Linked DNA regions of Mus musculus: all the other regions are linked to region 2. Evidence: chromatin loops called from intact Hi-C (ENCODE). Cell type or tissue: left cerebral cortex. All regions are shown on one strand.

Region 1 (2,500 bases), 160 kb before region 2:
TCCTAAATGAGCACTTGGTGCCACAGCTCAAGGGGTGTGAGGGTGAAGGAGATATTTGGTTCTTGGGGGTCACTGGCCAGCCAGTCTTGGAAGAGCAGCTGTTTTGCTAGAAAATAAACGAGCAGCAAATAGTGATAGAGGAAAAACATTGGCTGTTAACCCCTGGTCTTCTCCATGCGTCTGTCAAGGGAGCAAGCCTGCACACACACTGTACATGTTACCGACAACAGAACATATGAGTGATGGGCATATTAGGATGGTGAAAGAAAGGAATTCTTGCATATTGAAAGGAATTTGAATATTTCTTGCTAAAGTCTCATTTGAGCCTCCATAGAACAGTATTTGCATGCTTACAAACAAGGTTTGACAGTGCTTTTTTGGCAAGCCATAATTTACAGATGTGTAATAGCCCGGAGGCGATGCGGTAGTGAAGTCTACATAGGATCCTAGACCTGGAAGAGTGTGCCCTATGTAATGCGGTGTTCACCCAAGTACAAAACTGCAGGAATGTGCTACAGTCTTCATGGCTCACAGAACCCGTATTTTTAGGCTTTTTTTTTCTCCCCCTACTTCCTATTTTGTATTTTTCTTGTTCATTTCCATTTCAGTATGCATGTTGTGTGTGTATATGTATGGATGTGTTCAGTTTGTCTGAGTCAGCCCTCTCCTACCATATGGGGCCCCAGGGATCAAGCAAGCACCCTTGCCTGCTGAACCATCTTTAAGAGAGTGTGGCAGTGTACCTCAGGCTGCGCTGGAACTCTCACACGCCAGCCTCATTTTTCTCAGTGCTGCGAGTATAGGTGTGCACCTGTCACCTGCCTGTTTATCTTTCAGTGATGCTGGAGTTTTGACTCCCGGACAATAAATTGTCTATCCACATTTGTATGTGCATGCTCACGTGTGAGTGCAGGTGTCCGTGTATGACCGCCTTAGGCCAGTCCTTGCCTTCATCTTGTTTGAAGCAGGGTCTCTTTCTTGTCACCACCTTTGTGTGCCAGGGTAGTTGGCATACAAAGGTCTGGAGACTGTCCTGCCTCTGGCTGCATCTCACGGTGGGAGCGTGGGGGTTGCAGATGCTGTTACCACTGTCCTGAGCTCTGGGCCTCCAGGTTCAGGTCCGTCTCAGGTTTGCAGGGCAGACACTATACCCACCCTGCTGTCTGCTCAACCCCTCAACCCTTGCATATGCTTACAATGTATGATTAAAATTTATCTGTAACCTCCAAGTCATTCAAGGTCACTCAGGGAGGTGGGCAGAACAAGGCCCCCAGCCGAGGTAGAACAAGCTTATATTGTAAAATGTGCCCTTTTGGAAGTTCAGAGCCGTATTTCAATCATTACTGTGCCTTTGTGTTGGGGACATGGCACTTTGTGTGGTCCTGGGATGCTGTCCAGTGTCTGTGAGCTCAAGAAGACTGACCTGCGTACGGAGAAAATTTTGTTAATCTTTCCTTTTTTTTTCAATTTTTATTTTTATTTGTTTATTTTTTTTATTTATATGAATACACTGGAGCTGTCTTCAGACACACCAGAAGAGGGCATCAGATCTCATTACAGATGGTTGTGAGCCACCATGTGGTTGCTGGGATTTGAACTCAGGACCTTTGGAAGAGCAGTCAGTGCTCTTACCCGATGAGCCATCTCTCTAGCCCTTGTTAATCTTTCCTTGGGCCTGAGTTATAACTCATATTAATGAGTCAGCCTTATACATTAGCAGTGCCTTTAAAGAGAAGGACAGGCAAAATTAGTTATTTATTAATCTCTCGATTAAAAAATATTGTGACTATGTGGCACTTTGGATTTTATTTAAATTACTACTGTGTGCAAGTGTATGTGCATGTGTGCATGGTACATCTGTGGGGGTCAGAAGAGGGCGACTTTCTGAGGCAGTTGTCTCCACACCACCTTGTTGAGACAAGGCCTCTCTCTTTCTCGTGTCTGCTGTGGTTTGGACTCCAGGCATCTCTTGAACTTCCTGGGCAGTTCTCCGTCATCTCGTTGTAAGAGTGCTAGGCTGACTGGTGTGTGCCACTGCTTCTGGCTTTTGTGTGAGGAGCTGTGGACTGAGGGTTTAATGAGATGACTCAAAGGCAGCTACAACAGGGGAAGTAAATCTGGCTTCTAAGGTGTACTTCGGGGTTGACCCAAGATTGGCAGGTGTTTACACTAAGCACGCTTACCTGCTAAGCCGTCTTGCCATCCCTGCGCTTTGGATTTTAGAATGTTTTCCTATTCCGTTAGCGTGCCCAGGCCTGTTCCATGTCAGGTCTGGGGTCTGCACAGCTCCCTTGGCTGACGATTGCTTGTGTGTTGTCCTCTTTAGGTAACCTGGATGGAGAAGATCATGCTGCAGAGAGAACCCTGGAGGATGTTTTCCTTCGAAAGTTTATGATGGGCACCTTTCCCGGCTGCCTGGCTGACCAGATTGTTCTGAAGCGCCGGGCCAACCAAGTGGACATCTGTGCCCTGGTCCTCAGGCAGCTGCCAGCACACAAAT
Region 2 (2,500 bases):
ATTAACCATCTTTGGATATACAAGGCTGAACTTCTGCTTTTCCCCTCCAATTGCTCTCCCAATCTCTGGGGGTTTTAGTAATTGTCCATGGGATCCAATACATCAAAAATTTCATTTATGATAAAACACAGAAACAATTGAAAGATAGCATTACAAGTACACACATGTAGAGTTTTCTAAGCCTTGACATCCTGTTTTGTTGTTAAGGCTGAACTCAACCATTCTCTTGCTTCAACCTCCCTATAGCTGGGATTGACTGGAAGTATGTGCCACACATCCACCTGCTTCATGTATAAATATTGTGGTGGAGTACATGCACCCTACCACTCAGCTGCACTTCCCTCTCGGAGTTTTATTAGCTTTTAATTTTCTATTTGTTATTGTTATATGTGTGCATGAGAGTGCATGTGTAACCAGGGAACAAAACCAAGCCAGTCCCCACCCCCACCCCACGAAAGGAAGTTCAAGAACAAGTTTCTAGAGTTGGTTTTCCTTTCACCATAGATTCTAGAATAATAACTCCAGCTGTCAGGTCCCACTCCTAGGCATTTTTTTTTTTTATATTTTGTTTCGTAACAGTGGCTGGCCTGGAAGTCACTATGTAGACCAGACTGACCTAGAATTCAGAGATTTTCCCTCCTCTGCCCAGAAAGTGCTGGTATTAAATGTGTGCACCACTATGCCCAGCCCCACCTCTAGATTTTTAATTCATTCACTACTCACTTCAACTCTGAAAACATTTTTTCTTATCCTGTTTACTACAGAAGAAACAGAAACGTGTAACTTTTTATTTTGGACTGGGTCCCACGTAGACTAGGCTAGCCTAGACCATGCTACTTAGTCAAAGTCTGGCTTTGAATGTGTCTGATTATCCTGCCTCCACCTGATAAGAGCTGGGAATCCACCACGCCCAGCTCAAACGTTCTGTATAGGGATTGGGTGTCTGTCATTCTGGCCGGGTGAGGGCGACCTGACCTCCTGCAATTCGTCCGGTACACCCCCGGCCATCTTGCCTGTAGTCCTTAAGGACCACAACTCCCGGCATGCCTCACGACAGCGGCCCTCTATACACAACAAATCCCGACGTGTCTCTGGGCGGTCCGGAGTGGAGGGTTCTAGAAGGCGTGAGGTTGGGGGGCCGAAGAGGGCTCAGAGGCAGGTAATCGTGGGTAGCGTTGGTGGCGGCCACTGCGGAGTCTGGGAAAACGAACGACTGGGGTCGCGGACGCAGCCTCGTCTGGAAAGCCATGGCAGCCCTCGGCCGGCCCTTCAGCGGCCTCCCTCTGAGCGGCAGCGCGGACTTCCTGCAGCCGCCACCGGCCTTCGCGGGCCGGGCCTTCCCGCCAGGAGCCGCCGGCCATGACCTGGCCCCGCGGCCCGGTGTCCGCGGCGCGCCGAGCAGCCCGGGCGGGAGAACAGCGCGCGGACGGTGAGCAGGCGGGGCGGGCCCGTTAACCTCTCGGGACGTTAACCGTGAGTCCCGGGGCGCAGGGCGGGCGACCCTCGAGGGTTCTTCGGCCTGGACGCTTCCCTCCACACGCGCGGCCGCCGGCTGCCGGCCGGGACAACTTTGAATGCCTCTGGGACACTTGGGTCCCTCATCGGCAATGTTGGGGGCAGAAATGGGTTTGGAGCGAGTGCTCAACTGTCACTGCCCCGACAGAAGTGACAACTTCAGATTTTCTTGTCTGAGGTTATTTTATTCGGAGCCCCTGGCAAATCGTGATCACCTGGGACCTGTGTGGGTCTATCACGGCCAAGGAAGGAATGTTCAATTTGTGGCGGGAGATCCGGATGAGTGAGGCGACAAATACATGGTGCAGAAACGTTACATTTACGTTCCAGTCGTGAGTGACTGGTTTGTTTTTGTTTGTTCCAACAGTGTTTCCATTCACTGTAGAAAGAAACACAAGCGGTTGGCGGAGGATGATGAGTAAGTATCCAGACCAATTTGTCCTCTTTGTGGTCGCGGTTAGTTTAACACGTGTATCCTATTTGAAGTGAAAACGGTGAAGCACATGTATCTCTTTAAACTGCTGACATTGTTTGCCTTTTAGGGGCAGAAACTGAGTGGCGGGCAGGTAGAGGAAAATGCGCATGCATTTTAAACTGTCATTTCAGACACAAAAGTATTAAACCAAAACAAAAAGAAAATCCTAGGCTCTGTATTGGAAGGGTTGGTGTTCTCCGCGGAGGTAGTAACCATGTAACCTGTTCTCTTTCTCCTTAGGAAGAGTCCAGAAACTTACAAATTTTGTAGCCAGATACCTGGTCACTCTGCAATGCTTTGGAGTAGCTTATTCCAAATGAGTATATACAAGGTCTACCTGTTGGTTTTTGTTAAGATCGCCTGTCTGTGGAGCCGTGTCTAACCAGGGCTGTCCTCAAACTTATTAGATCTGTTTGCCTCTGCATGTTCAGATTATAAAGGCCCACATGCTACCAGGCCTCAATACCTGCCTTTTCTTTTTTTTCTTGACCATTACTATTATACAAATTC
Region 3 (2,500 bases), 150 kb before region 2:
TCTCTGCAGCCTCTGCTGAGTGCTGCAAAATACATACAACCCAGCTTCTCTGACCCATGCTGATATCTCTGATCTCTGGGACAGATGTAAACTTTCAGAAGGACATGTTTAACGACATGTCCAAATTCTGCAGTAACCTCTCATGCCTAGAAATCCACTCAACTGCCCATGGTGTCCAATTGTATACTTGATTTTTTTTTTCTAGTTTTCAGTCAGGAAGCCCAAGAATTCCATGGCTGTGGCATTGTCCCCAACTCACATACACACTGGCTCAGGACTTCTCACTAGGGCTCTTCAGCTCCCACAATGCCCTACTGACAAACTTGGGTCTCCAGGGATGCTATTGTTGCTCACGGGGTTTATTCAAATGGTTTTTGATCATTGCAGATCAAGGCAGAGCGTTCCTCCACTAACTTGGATGAATTATGGAAGTACTGGCAGGACTTGGTGAGTTCATGCTTAAAAAATAATTGTAAGATTCTATTTTAATTATGAATATGTTTGTATGTGGCTAGTCTATGTGCAGGTGCCTGAAGAAGCGTCGACCCCTGGAACGGGGTTATAGGCAGTGGGAAGTGAGTGGTAAAACTAACTGCCTCACTTATGGGAGCATTTCTGAATCAGCAGAATCAGCAGAGCCATCTAGGGCCTCACTGTTTTGGGTTTTTAGCCATGTCGCTCCCCGGGGAGACCCTGTTACCCTCTCATTCTCCCCAGATGCTGTCACCACAGGATTTACAGGATTTCATCAGGCTCTGCCCAGGAAGTCTCTATTCCCAGTTTCCAAATGAGCTGCCTGTGTGGGGCAGTGGGCTGCACACAAACACCCTGGTCTCCAGTTGAGCTGAGGTCTTGAACCCGGGTGGGATCCGGTGGGTGGTGATTTCCACCTACATGGGCGTTTGATCTTGTCTCCAGGATCCCTGGCTCCTGTCAAAGTTACCGCCCCCACAGTCCCACCCCACCCCCAGGAGAGGTGTGTGGCTATCAGTCATGTAGCTAACAGCACCAAGCCTTCTCACATGCAAATAATGTTCCCCCCAAACTCTCAGTTCAAGCCAGTGATAGATACCTGCTGTCGAACCCTGAATCACCCCTAAAACTGTATATAAATCTTATCCAGGGAATTAAAGGTGTGCGAGAACTACTCCTTCATCTGAGTCTTTTGTTCCAAGAGCTGTAACACATGGAAAGAGAGATCTTCTCTCCCAGAGAGCCACCTGAGGTCCTCACTCTCATGGGCCCAGCCCCACCCGACTCAGTTCAGAGCAGCTCAGAGTTACCATGAGACCTGGAAGGCGCGGCAGAGACTTCGTCTCCCTGCCTGCACTTGCTTTCCTTCTCTGGAACCCTCGCATCAGGCCTGGACAGAGATATCCATGGAAAACATCTGGTACCCAGGCCCACATGCCTGGACGGTTCTGAGCAACTATAGGTGGCGCTACTGCTCTTCTGGAAAAGCAAACTGCAGCTTTAGCAGACCTCTATTAACAATAGAGAGCTACTGGACTCTGAGGGACATGGCTGTGTTCTGAGTTAAAACTATATCTCTTGGGGCTGGAGAGATGGCTTGAAGGGTAAAGAGCAATTCCCAGAACTCACATGGAGGCTCACCACTATCTGCAACCCCACTTCTAGATCCAAGGGACAAGGAACCCTCCCCTGACCTCCACAGGCACCAGGCACAGAGACAGTGCTCAAACATCTGTATGGGCAAAACACTCACACTCTAAATAAAAGAGAAGGAAATCGTAAAGATGACAGCCACAGCAGGCTCCACATGACAGTGACGTTCCAAGTGGTCGCAGCAAGACTGGTACTCCAGGTTCTGGAATGGGGGAATCACCTTTCCTGGTTCCCTAGAGGTTTCTGCAGTTGGCTGGCTTTCTGCTGAATAACTTGCCCCAGGAGCCACCAGGAAAATCGGTTGTTACCAGACTTCCCTGAGACTGTTAGGGGATGACAGTAATCAGCTGTGCCAGGACAGACAAAACAAACAAACAAACAAACAAACAACAACAACAACTGGAGCCTAAACCCTTCAAGTATCTGCACAGTCCACCTGAAACTGGGATAAAGTTAGCGTTTGACACTGAGTGAGCATTTGTTTTAGAATGGCAGCCTCTAGGGAGAGGAGGAAATGGGCTGATTTGGTGATCAGAGAGAATGATAGTGGTTCCTGAGCCCGTTCTGTGACAGTACTAAAGCCACTGAGGGTGGGGCATGCATGCTTTTCCTGTAGGTCTACACATCCCTTCACACTGACCTGAAGAGGAAACTTCTAGTTTCTTTGTACAGTCACTTGTGTTAAATGATGTTTTGCCGGGGCACGCAGGTAAAAGGATGCTTTGCTAAAGCAAACAGGAACAGAGGCCAGATGTTTAGAAAGAATATAATTATGACCCCACAGACAGTGGCAGCTTGAGTATCGGTTTGCTTTGCTTTGCCTCGGAAGTCTTTGTTGAGTATAGGCTCATATTGGCTCATCTTATATTTCACT

Evidence for each region. Hi-C counts contacts between places; a loop is a spot of excess contacts. Peaks named below come from ENCODE experiments on the same cell type or tissue, not always from the same donor. Only the 100,000 strongest peaks of a DNase experiment are listed, where the experiment ranks them.
Region 1: a loop joins it to region 2, with 2.4 times the contacts of the local background. A loop is called at or near these places in 2 of 42 quality-filtered maps.
Region 3: a loop joins it to region 2, with 2.3 times the contacts of the local background. A loop is called at or near these places in 2 of 42 quality-filtered maps.

The regions. Positions count from the first base shown.
Region 1 is chr11:5,704,559-5,707,058 of GRCm38, reverse strand. Mrps24 (mitochondrial ribosomal protein S24) reads left to right here. Exons shown (of 4, transcript NM_026080.3): 4 at 2,327-2,500. Among named protein-coding and RNA genes, the nearest start is that of Mrps24, 1.9 kb to the left of the region's middle. In left cerebral cortex, a CTCF peak has its summit at 1,532 (motif pointing right); no DNase peak of the experiment used is centred here; H3K4me3 peaks cover 876 bases; H3K27ac peaks cover 329 bases.
Region 2 is chr11:5,540,806-5,543,305 of GRCm38, reverse strand. Ccdc117 (coiled-coil domain containing 117) reads left to right here and starts at 1,089. Exons shown (of 5, transcript NM_134033.2): 1 at 1,089-1,429; 2 at 1,883-1,933. The coding sequence starts at 1,248. In left cerebral cortex, a CTCF peak has its summit at 939; a DNase peak (open chromatin) is centred at 1,050; H3K4me3 peaks cover 1,784 bases; H3K27ac peaks cover 630 bases.
Region 3 is chr11:5,690,890-5,693,389 of GRCm38, reverse strand. No RefSeq gene overlaps it. Among named protein-coding and RNA genes, the nearest start is that of Mrps24, 16 kb to the left of the region's middle. In left cerebral cortex, a CTCF peak has its summit at 1,433; a DNase peak (open chromatin) is centred at 1,438.